Linked DNA regions of Homo sapiens: all the other regions are linked to region 1. Evidence: read pairs that join two places in POLR2A ChIA-PET (ENCODE). Cell type or tissue: Panc1. All regions are shown on one strand.

Region 1 (8,000 bases):
TCCCCAACTGGGACCCCCTAGTGGGAAAGATGTCCCTCTCCAGGTTCGCCTTCAGCACCATCTCCGGAAATCCAGAGTGAGGTGCCATGAGGGTGCGAGACCGGGAGAGAATGGGGGGTGGAGTGAGGGGGGCGTGAGGGCTGTTCCCCAGCCAGGTGCAGAGCAGGGGGGCTACAGAGCTGGGGAGACCCTGTGCATGACTTCAACAGGAAGCCACAGGATGTTCACCTGCACTCCATCAGCTCACCGTGGGCTAGCGGGAGCTCGGCATGGCCCATCCCCAGTGCCCAACACAATGGGCGCTCAAATACACTTGCTTGTTTAAAAAATTAAGAAATTTACCACGCATACAGAAATGCTCATGAAGCATATTTGTACAGTGTTATGAATAAATACATATAAAATAAACTCCCGTGCCATAGCCACTCAGACCAATAAATAGTCCATGGTGGGGCGTGGTGGCTCACGCCTGTAACCCCAGGGCTTTGGGAGGCCAAGGCGGGTGGATCACCTGAAGTCAGGAGTTCGAGACCAGCCTGGCCAACATGGAGAAACCCCGTCTCTACCAAAAATACAAAAAATTACCCAGGCATGGTGGTGGGCGCTTGGAATCCCAGCTACTCGGGAGGCTGAGGCAGGAGAATCACTTGAACTCGGGAGGCAGAGGTTGCAGTGAGCCGAGATCGTGCCATTGCACTCCAGCCTGGGCGACAGAGCAAGACTGTGTCTCACACACACACATACACACAAACACAAACACACACACACACAAAAGAAATAGACCATGGCCAGGATTCCAGAAGCTTCCTTCCTATTTACAACCCTTCCCTCTGCAGAAGTTACTGCTGCCCTGACATTCTTCTTCATATATATATACACATATACATATACATACACATATATGTATACATATATATACACATATATATACACACACACATAGATAGATAGATAGATAGATGATAGATAGACAGATTTGAGATGGAGTCTAACTATGTTACCCAGGCTGGTTTCGAACTCCTGGACTCAAGCGGTCCTCCCACCTCTGCCTCCCAAATCTCTGGGATCACAGATGTGAGCCACCAGGCCTGGCCTGGCCTGACTTTTATGACCAGGACTTGCTTTTCTTTATGATTTTGCCACCGTAGATGTATCCCTTAATAGCAGTTGAGTGTTGAGTGTGGCCTGTGTGTGAACTTTACAGAAGTCGAATCAGGGTGTCTCCTTTTATGTCTGGCTTCATTAGGCTGTTTGCAAGAGTCACCCGTGCTGTGGCTGTCATTTATTCTCTGCTGCCAGGTACTTTTCCACTGGGTCCCTAGAGCATAGTTTATTTCTCCATTCTACCTGTTTAGGGACATTTGGGATTTTGTTTCCAGACTGGCCATGTACGGTGGTGCTGGTGGGCATTCTTATTCCTGTCTGCTGGGGCACAGGTGCCTGCTTCGGGAGGGCGGACGCCTGGCGGTGGGGCTGCTGATTCTGGGGTCTCTCATCTGCAGCTTTACTAGGTGTGCCAAATCCTTTCCCAAAGTGCTGGAAATGCCCTCCTCCCCCACTTTCCCACACTTCTCCATCTCGGTAACACTAGTGTTATCAGACTTCTTCATCTTAGCTGTCCTTGTGATATGTGGTGATATCTCCTGGCAATTTTAATCTGATCTTTTTTTTTTTTTTTTCTTTGATGGAATCTCACTCTGTCACCCAGGCTGGAGTGCAGTGACGCAATCTCGGCTCACTGCAACCTCTGTCTCCCGGGTTCAAGCGATTCTCCTGCCTCAGCCTCCCGAGTAGCTGGGATTACAGGTGCCCACCACCACGCCTGGTTAATTTTTGTATTTTTAGTAGATGGGGGTTTCACCATGTTAGCCAGGCTGGTCTTGAACTCTTGACCTCAGGTGATCTGCCTGCCTCGGCCTTCCAAAGTGGTGGGATTACAGGCATGAGCCACCGTGCCTGGCCTCTTTTTTTTTTTTTTTTTTTTTTTTGAAGAAACTGAGTCTTGCTCTGTCACCCAGGCTGCAGTGCAGTGGTGCAATCATAGCTCATTGCAGCCTGAACTCCTGGGCTTAAGCAATCCACCCCCATCAGCCTCCCAAGGTGCTGGGATTATAGGCATGAGCCACCACACTGGGCCCTGCTCTTTCTGTTAACTGCTAAAGGAGAGTACCTTTTATTATTTATTTATTTATTTATTTATTTTTTGAGACGGAGTCTCGCTCTATCGCCCAGGCTGGAGTGCAGTGGCGCGATCTCGGCTCACTGCAAGCTCCGCCTCCCAAGTTCACACCATTCTCCTGCCTCAGCCTCCCGAGTAGCTGGGACCACAGGCGCCCGCCACCATGCCCGGCTAATTTTTCTTGTATTTTTAGTAGAGACGGGGTTTCACCGTGTTAGCCAGGATGGTCTCGATCTCCTGACCTCGTGATACACCCGTCTTGGCCTCCCAAAGTGCTGGGATTACAGGCGTGAGCCACCGCGCCCAGCCCCTTTTCTTATGTTTTAGCCGTTTGAATTCCTCTTTGTGAAGAGCATGTTCTGGTCTTTTCTCATTGACTGGTCAGGCTGGTTGGTATGTGCAAGCATACTGATCCTTGCGGGTTCTGTGCGTTGCAAAGATTTCACCCCAGGGCTGGGTGCAGTGGCTCATGCCTTCAATCCCAGCACTTTGAGAGTCCAAGGCGGGCGGATCACAAGGTCAGCAGTTCGAGACCAGTCTGGTCAACATAGTGAAACCCCATATCTACCAAAAATACAAAAGATTATCTGGGTATGGTGGTATGTGCCTGTAATCCCAGCTACTTGGGAGACTGAGGCAGGAGAATCACATGAACCCAAGAGTCAGAGGTTGCAGTGAGCAGAGATCGAGCCATTGCGCTCCAGCCCGGGCAACAGTGCGAGACTCCATCTCAAAAAAAAAAAAAAAAAAATTTCCCCACAGTACAGCTGCGGTGGCTCTCGCCTATAATCCCAGCACTTTGGGAGGCCAAGGGACGGGGATCACTGGAGGTCAGGAGTTCGATACCAGCCTGGCCAACGTGGTGAAACCCTGTCTCTACTCAAAATACAGAAATTAGCCAGGCGTGGTGGCACATGCCTGTAATCCCAGCTACTGGGGAGGCTGAGGCAGGAGAATTGCTTGAACCCAGGAGGTGGAGGCTGCAGTGAGCTGACATCGAGCTACTGCACTCCAGCCTGGGTGACAGAGTGAGACTCTGTCAAAAAAAAAAAAAAAAAAAAAAATTTCCCCCGTGCTGTGGTTTGTCTTTTTTTGTTGTTATTGTTTGAGACAAGGTCTGACTCTTTTGCTCAGGTTGGAGTGCAGTGGTATGATCATAGCTCACTGTAGCCTCAACCTCCTGGGCTCAAGCAGTCCTCCGGCCTCAGCCTCCAGAGTAGCAGGGACATACCACCATGCCTGGCTATTTTATTTTATTTGCAGACATGAGGTCTTGCTATGTTGTCCAGGCTGGTCTCAAACTCTTGTCCTCAAGCAGTCCTCCCAACTTGGCCTCCCAAAGTGCTGGGATTACAGGCATGAGCCACTGCAGCTGGCTGGCTTTTCTTTTTCTTTTCTTTCTTTTTCTTCTTCTTTTTTTTTTTTTTTTTTTTTGAGATGGAGTCATGCTCTGTTGCCCAGGCTGGAGTACAGTGGTGCGATCTCAGCTCACTGCAACCTCCACCTCCCAGGTTCAAGCGATTCTCTGCCTCAGCCTCCCCAGTAGCTGAGATTACAGGCACCGACCACCACACGCAGCTAATTTTTGTGTTTAATAGAGAGGGGATTTCACCATGTTGGCCAGGCTGGTCTTGAACTCCTGCTCTCAAGTAATCCACCCGCCTTGGCCTTTCAAAGTGCTGGGATGACAGGTGTGAGCCGCTGCACCCGGCCCCGCTTCTGTCTTTAGATACGGTTGCAAGCTGTGGTGTGTGTGGACAGGGGAATGGGGACTTAGGGATTGGGCTGGGGGGACCCTCAGGAACCCCTCTACTGCCTTCCAGGTGTCCCCAGCTTGGGCTGAGACCAGGGCACCCCCTTGTGCCTTCTGCCCCCACCTGCTCCCTCCTGGGCCTACCAGCCTGCGGCCGCACTGGCTGCTGACAGCTGGGACGCTGGGGTCTGGCGTTATTTACTGCGGCAGCTTCCTCCTCCTTCCAGGAACTTGTCCTCTAACTTGGGGCGGCAGCGAGGCCTCTAATCTTTCGGATCTCGTTTACCGGCATTGGCCTCTCACTTCCTGTTGCTAGGCCTGGACCGAGGCACGGGGTCAGCTCCGTGCACTGCGCCTTGCCTGTTGCCGGGGCCTCTGTTCTGGCCCCTCGGCAGGGAGGACAGAGGGTCAGATGCCGGGCCTCAGGCACAGTGGCCATCTGGGGTAGGGCCAGCTCCACAGAGGCAGGGGACCCAAGGCTGAGCCGGCTGTGGGCTCTGCTTCCTGGAGTCCAGGGTCCAGCACGGGGACCAGGTTATTCCTTCGCTCCTCCTGGCTTGGCAGAGCGTCATGGAAGGTGGCCTTCCCCAGACTCCCCCACATCCCCTCCTCCCACTTCTGCAGCCACCAGAGCCAGGGCCCTTGTGGGAAAGGACAGGGAAGTCTCAGGAGTTTGGGCACAGACAAGATCCCTGGAGACCGTGGGGTCTGCTGCCCTGGAGATGTGGAATCCCAGGCCTTGCCCACCTCCTCCACCCTGGGTGGGTTCCCCAACCACCCAGAGGAGTGCTGGCATCTCGGGGCCACCAGGGCATGGGCAAGAGTGGCTGCCCAGCCCCTGCCAAGGGCCTGAAGCCAGCGCCAGGCAGACCCTGCCTTGTTGAGCAGTATCTTCAGTAAGGGCTCTGTGTGCCGAACACCTGCTGTGCGCCCTGCACACTTATCCCAGAGATGGGATTCAAACCCAGGTTGCCCAGCGCAGAGAAACAGCATTCTCCTTCTGCATCCGTGAAGGAAGCTTTGTCTTCTAAAAGCCCTAGCCCTTCTGTTACCTTGTCCTCAGCCGGCCTGCTTCTGTCCCTGTGCCATAAGCCAGATGAATTTCTCTCCCAGGCTGGCCCTGCAGAGGATGAGAGATGGCCCTTGTTAGAGGCACCCTGGGCACCCCAGGCATGGCTCCCCAGCTGATGATAGAACAACTGAGACAGACCCGGCATGGTGGCTCACACCTGTAATTCCAGCACTTTGGGAGGCCGAGGCAGGCGGATCACTTGAGGTCAGGAGTTCGAGACCACCCTGGCTAACATGGTGAAACCCTGTCTCTACTAAAAATACAAAAAATTAGCCGGGCGTGGTGGCAGGCGCCTGTAGTCCCAGCTACTCAGAAGGCTGAGGCAGGAGAATGGCGTGAACCCGGGAGGCAGAGCTTGCAGTGAGCCGAGATCTCACCACTGCACTCCAGCCTGGGTGACAGAGCGAGACTCTGTCTCAAAAAAAAAAAAAAAAAAAAACATCTGGGATCAGGAAACGAGGAAAAGTATGGTCTTCATAGTGGCAGAGTTTGCAGGGGTCTTTGGGAAGAAGGAAGGTTGGAACTTGAGGCTGGGGGATGGATCATAGGGGAGGGGCTCCATCCTAGCTGGGGAAGGGAGGGCTGTCCTGCTGACATTGGCCTCTAGAATGGGATATGCAGGATGACCCCCCTGGGGCAGGGAGGAGAATGTTATACTTAGCATTTAAATCTCGCTCTTTTTAAATGCCTATCTTTCGTGAATGTTTTATAATGCAAGTAATGTATTCATGCGGTCATGGAAACTTGTAATCTAAAAATAACTATGCATATATCATTTTTGTTGGTAAGGGTGCACGATCAAAATAGTGTGAAGGTTTGAAGGTCACTTTCTCCTAGGTCTTATTGTTTCTTTAATTACTTTTTATTTATTTATTTATTTTTTTGGAGATGGAGTCTTGCTTTGTAACCCAAGCTAAAGCTCACTGCATCCTCGAACTCCTGGGCTCAAGAGATCCTCCTGCCTCAGCCTCTAGGGTAGCTGGGACGGTAGGCGTGTGCCACCGCATCTGGCTCTAGGTCTTATAATTTCTGTCCTTGGCCACCCACCTGCTGATTCCAAGGTCTAGGATGGCAGGATGAAGGAAGGTCCCACATTTGGGGACCTGCAGGACAGGCTGCAACAGAAAGGCCTAGTTTAATGAGTAGCATGGGCGGGCCTGGAGACCGAGAGGTGATGTAGGCACGCATGGGGTTCAGGCCTCTCTGTGGTGAGCGCTTGCCCCCGCTGGAAGCAGAGACAAGACCCTGGCTGGGTCTTCTGTTTTGTTTTGTTTTGTTTTGTTTTCTGAGACAGAGTTTTGCTCTTGTTGCCCAGGCTGGAGTGCGATAGCGCAATGTTGGCTCACTGCAGCCTCTGCCTCCTGGGTGGAAGTGATTCTCCTGCCTCAGCGTCTCGAGTAGCTGGAATTACAGCCACACACCACCACGCCTGGCTAATTTTGTATTTTCAGTAGAGATGGGGTTTCTCTATGTTGGACAGGTTCCTCTCGAACTCCTGACCTCAGGTGATCCGCCCGCCTCGGCCTCCCAAAGTGCTGGGATTACAGGCGTGAGCCACTGCTCCCGGCCATGTGCCGTCTGATTAGGAACCCAAGAGCCCCTTCCTGGGAACAGAAGGACAACTGGCACCTGCTGAGGCACGCCCACTTGCCGAGCTGCCCTGGGATCCCTGGGCAGAGCGTCATCGCTTAAGAACCTAATTCCACAACAAATATTTGTCACGCTCCTGCCAGGGCCCTGGCAGGAGCAGAGGCGGTGTGTACTGCCATGCATTCCTGGTCTGTTGGGTGATTGACACATACAAGACGCCAGCGGTCCTGAGAGTCAGGTGCCTTCCTGGACCCCTTGGTGAGCGGAGGTGAGTTGCCATCAAGGAGGGAAGATTCAGGAAGATAACTCCAAGGTCCTCAATCCGTCCACCAGTCAGTGGATGGCAAACATAATCCATGGGCACTGATTAGGTTTGCCAGCCCATGCTGAGTGCTGGGTTCAGTGTCCTTCGTCTCCTGCCAAGGGGAGAGGACCTCGAATGGACGCCTGGGACCATGATCCCATTTTGCTGGGGAGGAAACAGATTAGGGAGGAAGGGAACCTTGGTGGTGAGCAGTAAAGCCAGGATTGGAACCCGCGCCGCTAAGGTCTCTGCCTCCCTGTAGGACCCACCCTGGCTGTGGGGAGGCACTAGCTTGGGGAGGAGCCCCTGGCTGGTCCTCCCAGGTGTGTGTGGAGTCAGCCAGGGGCAGTGCTGGCAGGGCCTCCAGGCACTGTCCAGCCTCCTCCTCTTCTGCACTTGGAAGAATTCCAGCTGTTTTTCAGCCTCTCTCTTCCTCCAGGAAGCCTTGCATGATAGCCCTACCCCTCTGCCAAGACACACACCCTCTTCTCCCTTTTTCCTTGGCACCTGGCTTATCTCACAGTTGCCTTTGTCGTCGGCCAGCGTCCCTCACTGGGTTTCAGGCTCATGGAGGGCAAGACCTGAGTCTTTCATTCTCAGGATCCCTAGCAGGGGGCTTAGGGCATAATGAGCATTCAGGAAATAACTGGAGAAACGTGGATGAGGAAACGGATAGCAGAGGGTGGAGAGGGGCTTGCTTCTAAAGGCGAGACGTGAACCTAGTGGGATGACCAGGCAGGGTGGGGGTGGTGGGGAGTTGTGGGGAGGCCAGTACAGAACAGCTCCAGGGAGGGCATGGAGCATGGTGTGAGCAGGAGGCCTGTCTGACCTCCGGGGATGGCCCCGTGGGACAGAGGACCTTGAAAGCCAGGCAGAGGGATGGGATCAGATACTAACGCCCATAGGGAGCCCTGGCAGGTCCTTGAGCAGGGGCATGGCAGGGCAAGCCTTCCTTTAGCCCAGGGTGAGCTTGCGCCAACCCGTGCTGCAGAGGAGAAGGGCATGGAGGATAGCTACTCCCTCTGGGTGTTCTTCCGGCCCGGCTACCCTCAGCCAGAGCTCAGGAATCACACTCCCCTGGAACCTGGAGTTTTGGATTCAA
Region 2 (8,000 bases), 180 kb after region 1:
GGGATGGGATGGGGTCGCTTCTCAAACCCTTTCTTTTTATCTGGCTCCAGGGAAGGGAAAACTGAGCCTAAATTGTGACTCCTACGTCTCTGGATTTGTGAGCTTTTACTCATTAACCTTTGCTACGTAGTGACTCCTGAACACACAGAGGCTTCTGGAAGCCAAGCTGTGCTCCACCTGCTCTACTCAGCGGCTGACGGAGCACCTCTGGGGCCAGGCACTCTGTGTGGGGGGAGGGCTTCAGGCACAGTGGCCGAGGATCCCGCTGGGGAGGGACAGATAAGTGCCAGGGGAAGTGTACTGGGTGGATCAAGAGCAGGGCCCTGTCCTGGGCATCATGGAAAGCCTGGCACAGGCCCCTCTGGCAACATGGACAAGAAGGGGAGCAGCTGGGGTTCCATCACTCGAGTATCCCCTCCTGGCTGCCTGGGACAGAGACGATGGGCCCAGGAGACTGGCCTGGCCAGTCCCTTTCAGACCTCAGCTCCCTGGGGAGGGCGCTGGCAGTGAACACGTGGAGAGCCAGAGTGACACCAGCCAATGGGAGACTCACCAGCCCCCAAGGACAAGGGAAGGCCTGGCGGGTGTCACCGTCCATCCATCCTCCAGAGTCCATCCGATCCGGTGCTTTTCACCAGCCTACCCGCACTCAGGTCTGGGGCATCGTGGACATACAGGTTCCACCCACCACCGCTTCTTCCTGTGGGCCCTTGTTTTCAGAGGCCCACAGCCCCTCCGAGGCAACTGGTCCCTGAACTTGTGAAGGGTCTCCTTACCCACAGGTCTCAGCTGTCACTCCCTGGCTACCCACCTCCCCAACCAGAGATGGGATGAGGTGCCACTCCCGTGTGCTGGCTGGCAGGGCTCCACGCTGGCTGGAAGTGAAGGCCCAGTCCCTGCCTCAGTGCCCCGATCCCTGTCTGTCGCTGACTGACACTTTGCAAAATACAATAAAACGAAACACCAAAGGAAGAACTGCCCCTGTGCTTGGATTCACAAGTGTCGGGTCGCTGCAGAGTTTGTTGAGTGCCTCCTGGATTTCTGCGCTGATCTCATACAGACTGGCAGAAACCGTTCCAGGACTGGTGCTGACCTCAGGGCTGCTGTGAGCTGCATGGCCCCATAGCACCGTGTGTACCCCACGCACTCATCACACTAGGGTGCTGCTTCCAGAACGTATCCTCGCGCCCCTCAGCAGGGTGCAGGCCAAGGCAGGAGGCGTGTGGTATTGATTGATTGGTTAATAGAACGGGGGACCTATTTTAAACATTTGTTTTTCTGCTTTTTCTTTTACTTTCACACTTTGACAAGGGTGTGTCCTTTAAAAGCTGGTTGGGAATTGTTAATGGGTGACTCTGATATTTCCATATAAGTAGTTTTTAAAAATGTATCAGGCATGGAAGCCACACATTCATGGACCGATACACCCCATAAGTAGATCTTTGTTAAGTGTTATAGAATGATACAGGGTGTTGGCCGGGCGTGGTGGCTCACGCCTGTAATCCCAGCTATTTGGGAGGCCGAGGTGGGTGGATCACCTGAGGTGAGGAGTTTAAGGCCAGCGTGGCCAACATGGTGAAACCCCATCTCTACTAAAAATACAAAAAACTAGCCAGGAGTGGTGGTGGGTGTCTGTAATCCCAGCTACTTGGGAGCCTGAGGCAGCAGAATCACTTGAACCCAGGAGGCAGAGGTGGCAGTCAGCCGAGGTTGTGCCCTTGCACTCCAGCCTGGGCAATAAGAGCGAAACTCCATCTCCAAAAAAATAGGGTGTCAAACCTCAAAAAAGTTCTAGGCTCCACTTGGGAGATCAAGTTTGTGCACACAAAAAGTTCTAGACAGAGAAAATGCTGAGGTGCCAAAAGGAGAAATATCGACATGAGGACCTGCAGAGGCAGGAGCACCCCCGAGGACAAGAGTGGCCAAGATTTGGGAGCCTGAGGCAGGTGGATCACCTGAGGTCAGGAGTTTGAGACCAGCCTGGCCAACATAGCGAAATCTCATCTCTACCAAAAATCCAAAATATTAGCTGGGTGTGGTGGTGCATGCCTGTAATCCCAGCTACTCGGGAGTCTGAGGCACAAGAATTGCTTGAACTCGGGAGGCAGAGGTTGCAGTGAGCCGAGATTACACCATTGCACTCCAGCCTGGGTGACAGAGTGAGACTCCATCTCCAAACAAACAAACAAACAAACAAACAAACAAACAAACACGTGGCCAGGAAGGCTGTGGAGAAGGCTGCATCTGGGGGAAGCCTTGAGGTCTGTGAGGGAAGAGTCAGGTGAGGACAGACCCCAGGCAGATGCAGAAGTGGGATCCCAGCCAAGGAGGGTCCTCGAGCCCCAGGTGCCAGGCAGGCCCTCACCCTCCGTCCTGGAGGCAACCAGCAGCCACTACAGCTGTTAGCAGAGGAGGACCGGGCTCCCTAGCTAGCTGTGTTTTGCCAGCTGTTCCTGCTGATGGTGGGTCAGAGGGGGGCTGAAGGCAAGGAAACCTGGTCACAGATCCAGAGCCTCAGCGAGTACAGCAACCCCATCTACCCTGGTTGCCCATAGCCTCCAGCAGTGGGGCTCTGTACTCCCAGGAAAGCTGACCAGCCTCCAGGGAGTACCCCACGGAGCTTGGCCCCATTTCCAAGGACCAGTCATGACGTGTTCCATGCTCTTTAAACACAATGGACAGCATCTACCAGCCCTCATTTGCAGGTTCATAGAACTGATTAAAAACTATGTGTTTCTGCATCTACAGCTTTAAGTAATAAATAGTGCCAGAGCACCTTAAATTATTTGCATTTTTCCGTCTTTTAGAAATACATTGATTTTGACTGCGAGGGGTGTGTGGACAGGGGAAGCCCAGAGGGGAGGTGTCCCCAGAGTTCAGAGCGGTCCTCAGTGGTCCTCGGGGCCCCAAGGGATGGATGCCAGGCCGTGGCATGGGATGGGGAGGCAGCCCGAGCAGGCGTGGCCCTACCTGGGTGAACAGGTCCAGGGCCTTGTGCAAGTTGGCGTGCATGCCCGTGGGGGGCTCGTTGGTGATCTTGATGGCGTTCTCCAGAATGCCCTGGGGGATGATGTGGGTCTCGGGGCTGGGGGCAGGCTCCGCGCTGATGAACACCCGGTAGTCCTCATGGCTGCCCGTGCTGTAGTGCTCCAGCTTCTTGTCCAGTGTTCCCAGCCACCGGGCCACCAGGTGGATATTCTGCAGCCAAGACTAGAGGCTGGTTACACACTTTGCCCAGCTCCTGGCCCACGAGGAGAGACTGGCACGTGGCTATGTTCCCTGGTGAGGGCAGGGCTCTTCTGCCAGCACCCCACACTTGCCTGGTGCTGGCACTGCCCCACCCCTCACCTGTCCACCCTAACCAGGTGCTGGGCATGCCAGGATGTCTTCGGCGAAGCAACTGAGGCCCCAGAATCTATTTTTGTGTTCAATGAATTGCAAACCTCCAGCCTTACGGTGAGTCCTTTGTGTCCTCCCTGGCATAAGGCTGAGATTCTGTGGTCCCCACCCCTCCTCTTGAAGCTGAGGGCTTCCCACCGGGGCCAGGCTTAGCCCTGTGGATTGAGGTCGACACACACTGTAAGACCCGTGGAAGCTGGGACAGGCCCAGAGGCGCTCGAGGACAAGCGGTAGTGAGAAGGGGTCTTGGATGGGCTCCAGGGCTGAGGAGGGGTGGTCGTGCTAGCGTTGAACCAAATGTGCAGAGAGCATCTCCTGGGCGCTCTGGGCTTTGCTGCCTGCCCCAAGTGAGGAGAAGGAGGAGGAGGAGGAGGAGGGAGGAGGGAGGAGGAGGAGGAGATGCTTTTGTCAACCCAGCACTTGTCATCTTTTTTTTTTATTTTTTTGAGATGGAGTCTCACTCTGTCGCCCGGGCTGGAGTGCAGTGGTGCACTCTTGGCTCACTGCAACCTCTGCCTCCCCGGGTTCAAGCGATTTTCCTGCCTCAGCCTCCCAAGTAGTTGAGGTTACAGGCATGTGCCAGCACACTTGGCTAATTTTTGTATTTTTAGTAGAGACAGGGTTTCGCCATGTTGGTCAGGCTGGTCTCGAACTCCTGACCTCAGGTGATCCGCCTGCCTTGGCCTCCCAAAGTGCTGGGCCTACAGGTGTGAGCCACCGTGCCCAACCATCTGTTGTTTAAATAATCTCTGTTTGGGGTACTCTCGTATAAAGCCCAGCTTCCCTCTCACCGTTGAAGAATCCACGCTTTCCTCTGGGCAGTCATGGCGTGCCACACCACCCAGCTGACCCCAGCAGAGCCGACACTGGGGATGCCTCCTCCTTCAGTGGTGTTAGGATTTCCACCCACATTTCTGAATGCAAACTCCACATCCTGCTTCCTTCCGGGCCTTCTGGCCCATCCCCATTGGCCACCTCAGTGCGGGGAGCCCTTACCCTGCAGTGCTGGCCCCCTCGTACCTGCAGAATGACCCAGTGTCCTTTCTCTGCAGCCACGTCCAGGGCGTTCTCAGCCACCACCTCTTGTCCCTGCCCCAGGGACACATTATGGAGTTTTCCATTGTCTATGGTAAACCCTAGTTTTTTTCCTAAAGAAAAGAAAAACAGGAAAAAAACACCACGTAATTAAATGACACAGGTTCAGGCTCTGTGATCTACAGCCAGGAATTCCACATGCCTCCCTCATTTAGTTTCGGTGGTGAAATACACATGACATAAAACTTGCTGTTTTAAAACCCATCTTAAAGCGTACAGTGCACCGACATTCAGTATATTCACAATGCTGTGCAATCATCCGTTTGGTTCTAGAACATTGTCATGGCCCAAGAGGTGGTCCCCATACCCATTAGGCAGTCGCTCCCAATCTCCTCCAGGAGCCACTCGTCTACAGTCTCCTTTGTGTCTCCATGGATTTATCCATTCTGGATATTTCATATCAAGGGAACTGCACAATATGGGGCCTTTGTGTCTGGCTTCTGTCACTGAGCATAGTGTTTTTGAGGTCCATCCACGTTGTAGCATGTATCAGTACTTCACTTTTTTTTTTTTTTTTTTTTTTGAGATGGAGTCTCACTCTGTCGCCCAGGCTGGAGTGCAGTGGTGCCATCTCTGCTCACTGCAACCTCCACCTCCCGGGTTCAAGTGATTCTCCTGCCTCAGCCTCCTGAGTAGCTGGGACTACAGGCGCCCGCCACCACACCTGGCTAATGTTTGTATTTTTAGTAGAGATGGGGTTTCATCATGTTGGCTAGGCTGGTCTCAAACTCCTGACCTCAGGCGATCCACCTGCCTTGGCCTCCCAAAGTGCTGGGATTATGGGTGTGAGCCACTGTGGCTGGCCTCACTTTTTTTTGAGACAGGGTCTCAACTCTGTCACCTAGCCTGAACTCCACTCCCCAAGCTCAAGTGATCCTTCTGCCTTGGCCTCCAGAGTAGCTGGGACCACAGGCATGCACCACTATGCCCAGCTAATTTATAAAATTATCTGTAGAGACAAGCTCTCCCTGTGTTGACCAGGCTGATCTTGAACTCCAGGGCTCAGGTGCTCCTCCTGTCTCAGACTCCCAAAGTTCTGGGACTACAGCTGTGAGCCACTGCACCTGGCCGACTTCATGCTTTTTTTTTTTTTTTTTTTTTTTTTTTTTTGAGACAGGGTCTTACTCGGTCGCCCAGGCTGGAGTGAAGTGGCTTGATCACGGCTCACTACAGCTTCAACCTTTTGGGCTCAAGTGATCCTCCCACCTCAGCCTCACAGGTAACTGGGACTACAGGCGTACACCACCATACCTGGCTACGTTTTCTTGTATGTTTTGTAGAGACGGGGTTTTGCCATGTTGCCAAGGCTGGTCTTGAACTCCTGTGATCAAGCGATCCGCCCACCCTGGCCTCCCAAAGTGCTGGGATACAGGTGTGAGCTACCGCCCCCGGCCTGCTTCACTCTTTTTTAATCGAGGGATACTATTCCACCATATAGAGCCACCATATTCTGTTTATCCACTTATCCATTTGTCAGTTAATGGACATTTGGGTTGTTTCTGCCTTTTGGCTATTATGAATGAACGTCTGTGTAGAGTACTTGCTTGAACACAGATTTAAATTTCCAGTTCTTTTGGGTGTATACTCAGGCGTGGAATTGCTGGCTCTTGTGCCAATTCTATATGTAACTTACTGAGAAACCACCAGACTGTTTTCCACAGCAGCGGCCCCATTTTACATCCGCTCAGCAACCTACAAGGGTCGCAGTTCTCAGGCCTCACAACTCGTGTTATTTTCCTGTTCTTGATCATTGCCATCCTACCGGCGTGAAGCCGCGTCTTGGGTGTGAAGTGGTGTCTCATGTGCTTTTGGTGTGCATTTTCCTGGTGCCTGGTGATGCTGACAATACTCCGTCTTTGAGAACATCACTTGCCTGCTACACTTACCCAGGGCTTCCACGTCTTTCAAGGGGTCAACCCCCGGGGAGAGGATGAAGAAGATTGACGTGGAGGGGCTGCTCTCCTCGTAGGACTTAGAAAACTCAACACTCCGGCCTTCCACGAACTTGCTGCCCATCTTTTCCTCCACGAAGTTCCTAGGGGTGGAGTGCATCAGAGGCAGCGGAACCTGAGGCTCTGGGCCAGGGCGGGGCGCTCGGGGTGGGCTGTGGCCCAGGCAGGGGGGCCATTTTTTGGTGGACTTTCTTCAGCGGGACAAGGCCTGTGGCAGGAGAGCAGAGTCTTTACCGGGCTTTCCTTTCTGCGAGGGATTGGCCTTGTTTGCCTCGGGCACCCTTTCTTTCCCGAGGGGCCCCGCACTGTGCTCCTCCTTGGAGCAGCCTAAGCAGGTGCAGGGAGAGGCCAGCCTTGGAAGGCACCCAGGGTCAACTGCGGGGGGTGGGGGCGCTGAGAAGGAAGGAAGTTCAGATTAGAGCAAAGCTTTGGTGAGCCTAAAAAAGTCAAAGAAAAAAGCAACTTCAGATGATATAAACACCTCTCTCTACAAAAGCCCCCAACTCTTTCTAACATGACCCCAATAAGTCTGGGGTCAGTCGGGGTCTCGGCTAATCCTCCCATGGAGGACCGAGTGATGTTCTGGCGGTCTTTGGATCAGGTGTTGGCCTTTCTTCTGTGATCACAGAGGGCTGAGCTTACTGTAATGTATAAAGAATGAATCACCTGAGCTAAGATTAGTAAACTTGCCAGTGTGGTGGCTCATGCCTGTAATCTCAGCACTTTGGGAGGCCAAGGAGGGCAGATCACTTGAGGTTAGGAGTTTGAGACCAGCCTGACCAACATGACAAAACCCTCTCTACTAAAAATACAAAAAGTAGCCAGGTGTGGTGGCACAGGCCTGTAATTCCAGCCACTTAGGAGGCTGAGGCAGGAGAATCTCTGGAACCCAGGAGGCAGAGGTTGCAGTGAGGTGAGATGGCGCCATTGCACTCCAGCCTGGGCAAGAGAGCGAGACTCCATCTCAGAAAAAAAAAAATTAGTAAGATTTTAGTGGCCAGCTGGTCTCTGAAAGGAGGACAAATGGCCGCATCCCGAAGGGTGAGAACTGCTCGTCCCTGGGCAGGTGAACGCCCGAGTGCTCTGAGAGTCTGGGTCGACTTTCAGAAGGCTCTGCTCACACTCATGCCACCCAGCACACCTCACCTCCTCTGGTTCAACCAGCAATCAGCCGGCTATTGCCTGTCCATGCCCTTGGGACTTTCTGGGGACACCTGGATCTGCTATTCCTTTCCCTGCACTGGCCTTTGCTGGCTTGTCTCTGGTGTCCTGAACTGGGGCCAGCCTCAGGCAAGGGTGGGGAGGAGTTGCTCCTCCTGAAGGCCCCCAATTCTTTTTGGAACTCTGGAATGGCCTCAGACCCTAGATGCTGTGATCCTTGTCTAGGAAGGAACTTCCAGAACATATGAAGTCCTGCCCCTAGGCAGGAATGACTCTAGATCACCTTTGCTAATTACTTGGCCAGGCCAAATGGTCATCGGCTGTGGATGAATTAATGATGCAGAAGCATGCAGGCTGGGTTCGTCAGACCTCACCACCTCTGACATGGTGGCT
Region 3 (8,000 bases), 110 kb before region 1:
AGCCAGGCTTGGTGGCAGGCGCCTGTAATCCCAGCTACTCAGGAGGCTGAGGCAGGAGAATCGCTTGAACCCGGGAGGCGGAGGTTGCAGTGAGCCTGGATGGCACCACTGCACTGCAGCCTGGGCGACAGAGTGAGACTCTGTCTCACAAAAACAAAAACAAACAAGGCCAGGCACAATGGCTCAGGCCCATAATCCCAGCACTTTGGGAGGCCGAGGTGGGCGGATCACCTAAGGTCAGATGTTCCAGACCAGCCTGGCCAACATGCGGAAACCCTGTCTCTACTAAAAATGCAACAATCAGCCAGGTATGGTGGTGTGTGCCTGTAATCCCAGCTACTCAGGAGGCTGAAGCACAAGAATCGCTTGAAACCAGAGGCGGAGGTTGCAGTGAGCCGAGATCGTGCCACTGCACTCCAGCCTGAGCGACAGAGCAAGACTCTGTCTCAAAAAAAAAAAAAAAAAAAAAAAGCAAAAGACAAAAGACAACCAAAAAACAACACCAACAAGGAAGGAAACACATTCTCTGACAGTGCTGGAAGCTGCATTCCAAGACTCAGAGTCTGCAGGGCTGGGTCCTCCCAAGGCCCCGCGGGAGCACCTGCTCCTGGCTCCTGTCCTGGTTTCTGGGGGTTGCCTCCCTCATGCCATTCTCCCGGTGTGTGTCTGAGTCTCCTTTCCTCTTCTCCTCAGGCCCCACCCTAATCCAGCATGAATTACTGGAGTTAATATTTAACATGAGAGAGGGGGAGCCATCTGTAAAAACCTGATTTCCAAATATGTTCCCATGGGCAGGTCCTGGGAGTCACCATTGGAACCTATCTTTTTGGAGGACATAATTCAACCCTTAACGGACGGCGGCTTATTCAAAGTCAGATCTCAGAGCCCCTCCCTAGGTCTAATGAGTTGCAACCTCCAGGGTTGGGACTGGAATTTCTAAGCTTCCTGTTGTCACAGAGACCAGTCTGGAGAGGGGTAGCACAATCTGGAAGGGCCTTGGAGTCACTCAGAGCACCAGCACCATGTCCGGGCCTGGACATGAGCCCTCCACAGTTTCCCTGCAGTGACCCCGTGCCCAGCCTGGGCTTGGCTTAGCTTCCTGTCCCGAGGGCAGCCCTGTCGTCACTTTATCAAATTTTGAGTGTGCCATCCCATTATTTAAATGCTCTTGCAGAGCAGATGAATTTTATTTATTTATTTATTTATTTACTTACTTATTTTGAGACAGGGTCTCGCTCTGTCACCCAGGCTGGAGTGCAGTGGCGCGATTACAGCTCACTAAAGCCTCAACCTCCTGGGCTCAAACATCCTCCCATGTCAGCCTCCTGAGTAGCTGGTGCATACCACCATGCCTGCTTAATTTTTTTTTTTTTTTTTGAGACAGGGTCTCACTTTGTCACCCAGGCTGGAGTGCAGTGGTGCAATCTTGGCTCGCTGCAGCCTCCACCTTCCAGGTTCAAGAGATCCTCCCACCTCAACCTGCTGAGTAGCTGGGATTACAGGCACATGCCACCATGCCCAGCTAATTTTTGTATTTTTAGTAGAGATGGGGTTTTGCCATGTTGGCCCGGCTGGTCTCGAACTTCTGAGTTCAAGTGATTCACCCACCTTGACCTCCCAAAGTGTTAGGATTATAGGCATGAGCCACTGCACCCAGCCAATTTTTTTTTTTTTTTTCTTAGAGACAGGATCTTGCTTTTTTGCCCAGGCTGGTCTCAAACTCCTGGGCTCAAGGGATCCCCCTGCCTAGGCCTCCAAAAGCTCTGGGATTATAGGAGTGAGCCACCACACCCAGACAAGCAGAAGAATTTTGAATTAAATGATAGGCCAGGCGGGTGGCTCACGCCTATAATCCCAGCACTTTGGAAGGCTGAGGTGGGTGGATCACTTGAGGTCAGGAGTTGTAGACCAGCCTGGCCAACATGGTGAAACCCCATCTCTATTAAAAATACAAAAATTAGCCAAGCATGGTGGCATGCACCTGTAATACCAGCTACTCAGGAGGGTGAGGCGGAGAATCACTTGAAACAGGGAGGCAGAGGTTGCAGTGAATTGAGATCGTGCCGCTGCACTCAGGCCTGGGAGACAAAGCAAGAGCCTGTCTCAAAGAAAAAAATAAATTAAAAAAAAAATGATAGACCATCCTTTATTGGCAGGCTGATCCATAAACTAAATAATCAAAAGGAAAAAACCACACAAGTCTTGAGAGGATATAAAGTGAGTGTGCGGCCGGGGACGGTGGCTCACCCTGTAATCCCGGCACTCTGGGAGGCCGACGGGGGTGGATCTCCTGAGCTCAGGTGTTCAAGACCAGCCTGGCCAACATGGAGAAACCCCAGCTCTACTAAAAATACAAAAAATTAGCCGGGCGTGGTGGTGCATGCCTGTAATCCCAGCTACTCGGGAGGCTGAGGCAGGAGAATCACTTGAACCCAGGAGGCGGAGGTTGCAGTGAACCAAGATCGTGTCACTGCAGTCCAGCCTGGGCGACAGAGCAAGACTCCGTCTCAAAAAAAGAAAAAAAAAAGTGAATGTCCCTGGTACAGTGTACTTTCAAAATGGTTCCTGTCTGTGAATTTATGCAAATCAAGCTTCTATTAATGAAGACTGAAATGGAAATGAAGAGAGAGAAGTTTTTCTTTCCATTTTTGTAAGTCAAGATCGTTTCCCTTCGCAAAGGGAACAAAAAGAAAGGGTGATCGCGTGTCAGCCCTGGACGCCCACTTCCCCACGTGAGGCAGGCTTCTGGCCCCTGCGATAGTTTCTGGACCATGAAGAGAAGGCCTCTTGGCCCTGAGGGTCAAATTGACTAAAGAATCAGCAGAGGCATCTGCAAGAGGATGCCCCAGAGGGTGCCTTCACCTCCAGATACACCTTCACTTTCTTCAAATCGAAGATTTTTCCATGAAAGCCTGTTTAGGGAAAAAAAAAAAGTATTCCTTCTTTTTTTTTTTTTTTTTTTTTTTTTGAGACACAGTCTCACTCTGTCACCCAGGCTGGAGTACAGCAGCACAATCTCCGCTCACTGCAGCCTCCACCTCTCAGGTTCAAGTGATTCTCATGCCTCAGCCTCCCGAGTAGCTGGGACTACAGGCTCGAGCCACCACACCGGGCTAATTTGTGTATTTTTAATAGAGACAGGGTTTCACCATGTTGCCCAGGCTGGCTTTGAACTCCTGGCCTCAAACGATTCACCCTCTCAGCCTCCCAAAGTGCTGGAATGACAGGCGTGAGCCACTGTGCCAGGCCTGAAAAAAAAAAGTATTCTTCCCCATCTAAAAAGGAGAGTCTGGCTGGGTGCAGTGGCTCATGCCTGTAATCCCAGCACTTTGGGAGGCCAAGGTGGGTGGATCACCTGAGGTCAGGAGTTCGAAACCAGTCTGGCCAACTTGGTAAAACCCCATCTCTACCAAAAATACAAAATTAGACAGGCGTGGTGGCATGTGTCTGTAATCCCAGCTACTCGGGCAGCTGAGGCAGGAGAATCGCTTGAACCCGGGAGGCAGAGGTTGCAGTGAGCCAAGATTACACCACTGCCCTGAGGCCTGGGTGACAGGGTAAGACTTCGTCTCAAAAAAATAAATAGGTGGGGCGCAGTGGCTCACACCTGTAATCCCAGCACTTTGGGGGGCTGAGGCAGGTGGATCACCTGAGGTTGGGCGTTTGAGACCAGCCTAACCAACATGGAGAAACCCTGTCTCTACTAAAAATACAAAATTAGCCAGGCATGGTGACGCATGCCTGTAATCCCAGCTACTCAGGAGGCTAAGGCAGAAGAATTGCTTGAACCTGGGAAGCGGAGGTTGTGGTGAGACGAGATCACGACATTGCACTCCAGCCTGGGTAACAGAGTGAGACTCCATCTCAAAAATAAATAAATAAATAAATAAATATAAAAAGGAGAGTTATCATGAAATTTTCAAAGGGGCACAGATGAGAAAATAATTGTTGGTGTCTGTGCAGCCCTGGGCAGGGGAAGACATCCTGATTCTAGAAGGCTGCTGCCGGTTGTCTAGACCAGAGTTGTCAACCTCAGCACTCCTGACATTTGAGGCCAGACCATTCTTCGCGGTGGGGGCTGACTGTGCACTGTAGGATGCTTTGCGACATCCTTGGCCTCTACCCACTAAATGTCAGCAGCAACCCCTATTTTTTTTTTTTTTTTTTTGTGGAGATGGGGTCTTGCTGTGTTGCCCAAGCTAGTCCATCTCCCAATATTGACAACCAAAAATGTCCCCAGACCCAAAGTTCCCCTGGAGGCAAAATTGCTCCTGGTTGAGAGTTACTGGTCTAGAATGAAACATGCTTAGTGGTCACACACTCTAGTCTATTCCAGTTCTCTGCTCAATCAGCAGTTTCCTCATTGCAGGGTGGTTTCCAGAGCAGACATGCCCAGCCGAGCAAAGGCAATTCATGACGTCGATGATATTCAGATTTCACAGACCCTTCTTTCTACCCCTCCCCCAAGCACTGCCCCACCACACAGTATTCTTTTTTTCTTTTTAATTTTTCTTTCGATTAAATAGAGGTGGGGTCTCACTATGTTGCCTAGGCTGGTCTGGAACCCCTGGGCTTAAGCAATCCTCCCGCCTTGGCCTCCCAAAGTGCTGGTATTACGGGCCTGAGCTACTGTGCCCACCTGATACACACTATTCTTTTTCTTTTTTTTGAGACGGAGTCTTGCTCTGTCACCCATGCTAGAGTACAATGGCAGGATATTGGCTCACTGTAACCTCTGTCTCCTGGGTTCAAGTGATTCTCTGGCCTCAGTCTTCTGAGTAGCTGGGATTACAGGCATGTACCACCATGCCCAGATAATTTTTGTATTTTTAGTAGAGACGGGGTTTCTTCATGTTGGCCAGGCTGGTCTTGAACTCCTGACCTCAGGTGATCCACCTGCCTCGGCCTCACAGTGCTGGGAATACAGATGTGAGCCACCATGCCCGGCCTACACACTATTGTTGAAATGCAAACAGGTCCCCGCCATTGGTATAATACAACCCTCTCCCTCAAACCCCTATTCCAGAAACATTTTTGTTTAATCCCAATTGCTGTCTTAAAGAATCAGTAATGGCCAGGCACAGTGGCTCACACCTGTAATCCCAGCACTTTGGGAGGCCCAGGCAGGCGGATCACCTGAGGTCAAGAGTTCGAGACCAGCCTGGCCAATGTGGCGAAACCCAGTCTCTACTAAAAATACAAAAATTAGCTGGGTGTGGTTGTGGGCACCTGTAGTCCCAGCTACTTGGGAGGCTGAGGCAGGAGAATCACTTGAACCCGGGAGGCGGAGGTTGTAGTGAGCCAAGATTGCACCACTGCACTCCAGCCTGGGTGACAGAGCAAAACTCCTTCTCCAGAAAAAAAAAAAAAAAAAAAAAAGAATCAGCAAAGACAGCATCAGGCCCACTAGGAAGATCTCAGAGATGTTTTCCACAATGAAATTGACTCCAGGATTTGCTTCCAAAACAGAGAAGTCACTCGCAAGCAGAAAGCAGATACCTGGCGTAGGTGGGTGAAGGCCTGCTGGAATGCGCTGACGGGCTGGTTTTGATCTGGGTCTAGGGAGAAGAGCACTTTGGGTGCCGTGAGCAGGCTGGTCTCCTGCAGGAGCCTCGCATTCTTCAAAAGTCCTTTTAATTAATTAATTTTTTTAGAAACAGGGTCTCACTCTTTCACCCAGTCTGGAGTGCAGTGGCACGATCATAGCTCACTGTAGCTTCAGTCTCCCAAGCTCAAGTAAGTGATCCTCTCCCCTCAACCTCTGGAGTAGCTGGGACCGCAGGCGAGCACCACCACACCTGGCTAATTTTGTTTATTTATTTATTTTTAGAGTAGTTCTCACTGTGTTGTTGAAGCTGATCTCCGAGGCTCAAGCAATCCGTCCACCTCAGCCTCCCAAAGTGCTGGGATTCCAGGCGCAGTGGCCACCGTGCCTGGACACATTTTGTTTATATAGAAAAATATTCTGGAAAGAAACAGCCTAAACCCAGGAGGTAGCCCTTTTTCTAATATTTTCTTTTTTTAGAGGTGAAATTCACATAACAAAAAGTCAACCATTTAAAAGTGATAATTGGCCGTGCACGGTGGCTCACGCTTGTAATGCCAGTACTTTGGGAGGCCGAGGTGGGTGGATGACTTGAGGCCAGGAGTTCAAGACCAGCCTAACCAACATAGTGAAACTCCGTCTCTACTAAAAATACAAAACTTAGGCCGGGCACGGTGGCTCACACCTGTAATCCCAGCACTTTGGGAGGCCGAGGCGGGCGCATCATGAGGTCTGGAGTTCAAGAGCAGCCTGGCCAACACGGTGAAAACCCATCTCAGGTGCCTGCGTACTAAGACCTGTGTTCAGCAGCGGCGGCGGCGGCGGCGGTGGGCTCGGAGGCTCACAGCCAGTGGACAGGGTTGAGTCAGTGAGTTCGTGCGAGTTGGAATCGAAGCCTCTTAAAATGGCAGATGATTTGGACTTCGAGACAGGAGATGCAGGGCCTCAGCGACCTTCCCAATGCAGTCCTCAGCATTGTGTAAAAATGACTTTGTAGGCCGGGCGCGGTGGCTCACGCCCGTAATCCCATCACTTTGGAAGACCGAGGCAGGCGGATCACAAGGTCAGGAGATCGAAACCATCCTGGCTAAAATGGTGAAACCCCGTCTCTACTAAAAATACAAAAATTAGCCGGGCGTGGTGGCGGGCGCCTGTAGTCCCAGCTACTCTGGAGGCTGAGGCAGGAGAATGGCGTAAACCCGGGAGGCAGAGCTTGCGGTGAGCCGAGATTGTGCCACTGCACTCCAGCCTGGGCGACAGAGCGTGACTCTGTCTCGGAAAAAAAAAAAAAAAAAAAAAAAAAAGAATGGCTTTGTGGTACTCAAAGGCCGGCCACGTAAGATCGTCGAGATGTCTACTTCGATGACTGGCAAGCACGGCCATGCCAAGGTCCACCTGGTTGGTACTGACATCTTTACTGGGAAGAAATATGGAGATATCTGCCTGTCAACTCATAACATGGATGTCCCCAGCATCAAAAGGAATGACTTCCAGCTGATTGGCATCCAGGATGGGCACCTATCACTGCTCCAGGACAGCATGGAGGTGCGAGAGGACTTTCGTCTGCATGAGGGAGACCTTGGCAAAGAGACTGAGCAGAAGTACAGCTGTGGAGAAGAGATCCTGATCATGGTGCTGTCTGCCATGACCGAGGAGGCAGCTGCTGCAATCAAGGCTCCCAGGGTGGCGGTGGTGGCAGCAGTGATCCTCCCAAGAGGCCCCCTCCCCCAGGCTGGCTTGGCTCTGCCCTGGTCCTAGGCTGCTGGACTCCTCCTACACATTTTTTTTTTTTGAGATGGATTCTCGCCCTGTCGCCCAGGCTGGAGTGCAGTGGCACCATCTCGGCTCACTACAAGCTCCACCTCCCGGGCTCATGCCATTCTCCTGCCTCAGCCTCCCGAGTAGCTGGGACTACGGGCACCCACTGCCACGCCCGGCTAATTTTTTGTATTTTTTAGTAGAGACGGGGTTTCACCGTGTTAGCCAGGATGGTCTCGATCTCCTGACCTCGTGATCCACCCGCCTTGGCCTCCCAAAGTGCTGGGATTACAGGCGTGAGCCACCGCGCCCGGCCTCCTCCTACACAATTTATTTGATGTTTTATTTTGGTTTTTTGCATCACCTCAATCTGTTGGGGGAGCCCCTGCCCTTCACCTAGCTCCCTTGGCCAGGAGCAAGCGAAGCCGTGGCTTTGGGGAAGCTGCCCTCCTCTTCCCCCTCACACTACAGCCCTGCTCGGGGAGAAGGGGGTGGGTGCTGCTTGTGGTTTAGTTTTTGTTTGTTTGTTTTTGTTTTTTAATTCAATCTGGAATCAGAAAGCAGTGGATTCTGGCAAATGGTCCTTGTGCCCTCCCCACTCATCCCTGGTCTGGTCCCCTGTTACCCATAGCCCTGAGCACCACCCCAAAAGACTGGGGACCAGCCCCGTCCCCTGCCTGTGTCTCTCCCCAAACCC

Evidence for each region. Peaks named below come from ENCODE experiments on the same cell type or tissue, not always from the same donor. Only the 100,000 strongest peaks of a DNase experiment are listed, where the experiment ranks them.
Region 2: POLR2A ChIA-PET joins it to region 1 with 17 read pairs; 11 of 35 experiments call an interaction of 5 or more read pairs at or near these places.
Region 3: POLR2A ChIA-PET joins it to region 1 with 15 read pairs; 9 of 35 experiments call an interaction of 5 or more read pairs at or near these places.

What each region holds. Positions count from the first base shown.
Region 1 is chr17:78,259,171-78,267,170 of GRCh38, forward strand. LINC01993 (long intergenic non-protein coding RNA 1993) reads right to left here. Exons shown (of 7, transcript NR_073178.1): 5 at 6,807-7,063; 6 at 4,077-5,052; 7 at 2,179-2,743. Among named protein-coding and RNA genes, the nearest start is that of LINC01993, 15 kb to the right of the region's middle. RefSeq lists enhancers at 1-360, 1-75. In Panc1, no CTCF peak of the experiment used is centred here; no DNase peak of the experiment used is centred here; H3K27ac peaks cover 587 bases.
Region 2 is chr17:78,434,671-78,442,670 of GRCh38, forward strand. It overlaps DNAH17 (dynein axonemal heavy chain 17), which reads right to left. Exons shown (of 81, transcript NM_173628.4): 72 at 6,381-6,529; 73 at 4,420-4,547; 74 at 2,971-3,198. Among named protein-coding and RNA genes, the nearest start is that of DNAH17-AS1, 46 kb to the right of the region's middle. RefSeq lists an enhancer at 2,460-3,088. In Panc1, no CTCF peak of the experiment used is centred here; no DNase peak of the experiment used is centred here.
Region 3 is chr17:78,150,976-78,158,975 of GRCh38, forward strand. The region is part of intron 2 of C17orf99 (chromosome 17 open reading frame 99); the gene reads left to right. It also overlaps the pseudogene EIF5AP2. Among named protein-coding and RNA genes, the nearest start is that of C17orf99, 8.6 kb to the left of the region's middle. RefSeq lists enhancers at 779-1,356, 1,357-1,933, 4,280-4,659, 6,949-7,450, 7,795-7,894 and a silencer at 3,390-3,459. In Panc1, no CTCF peak of the experiment used is centred here; no DNase peak of the experiment used is centred here.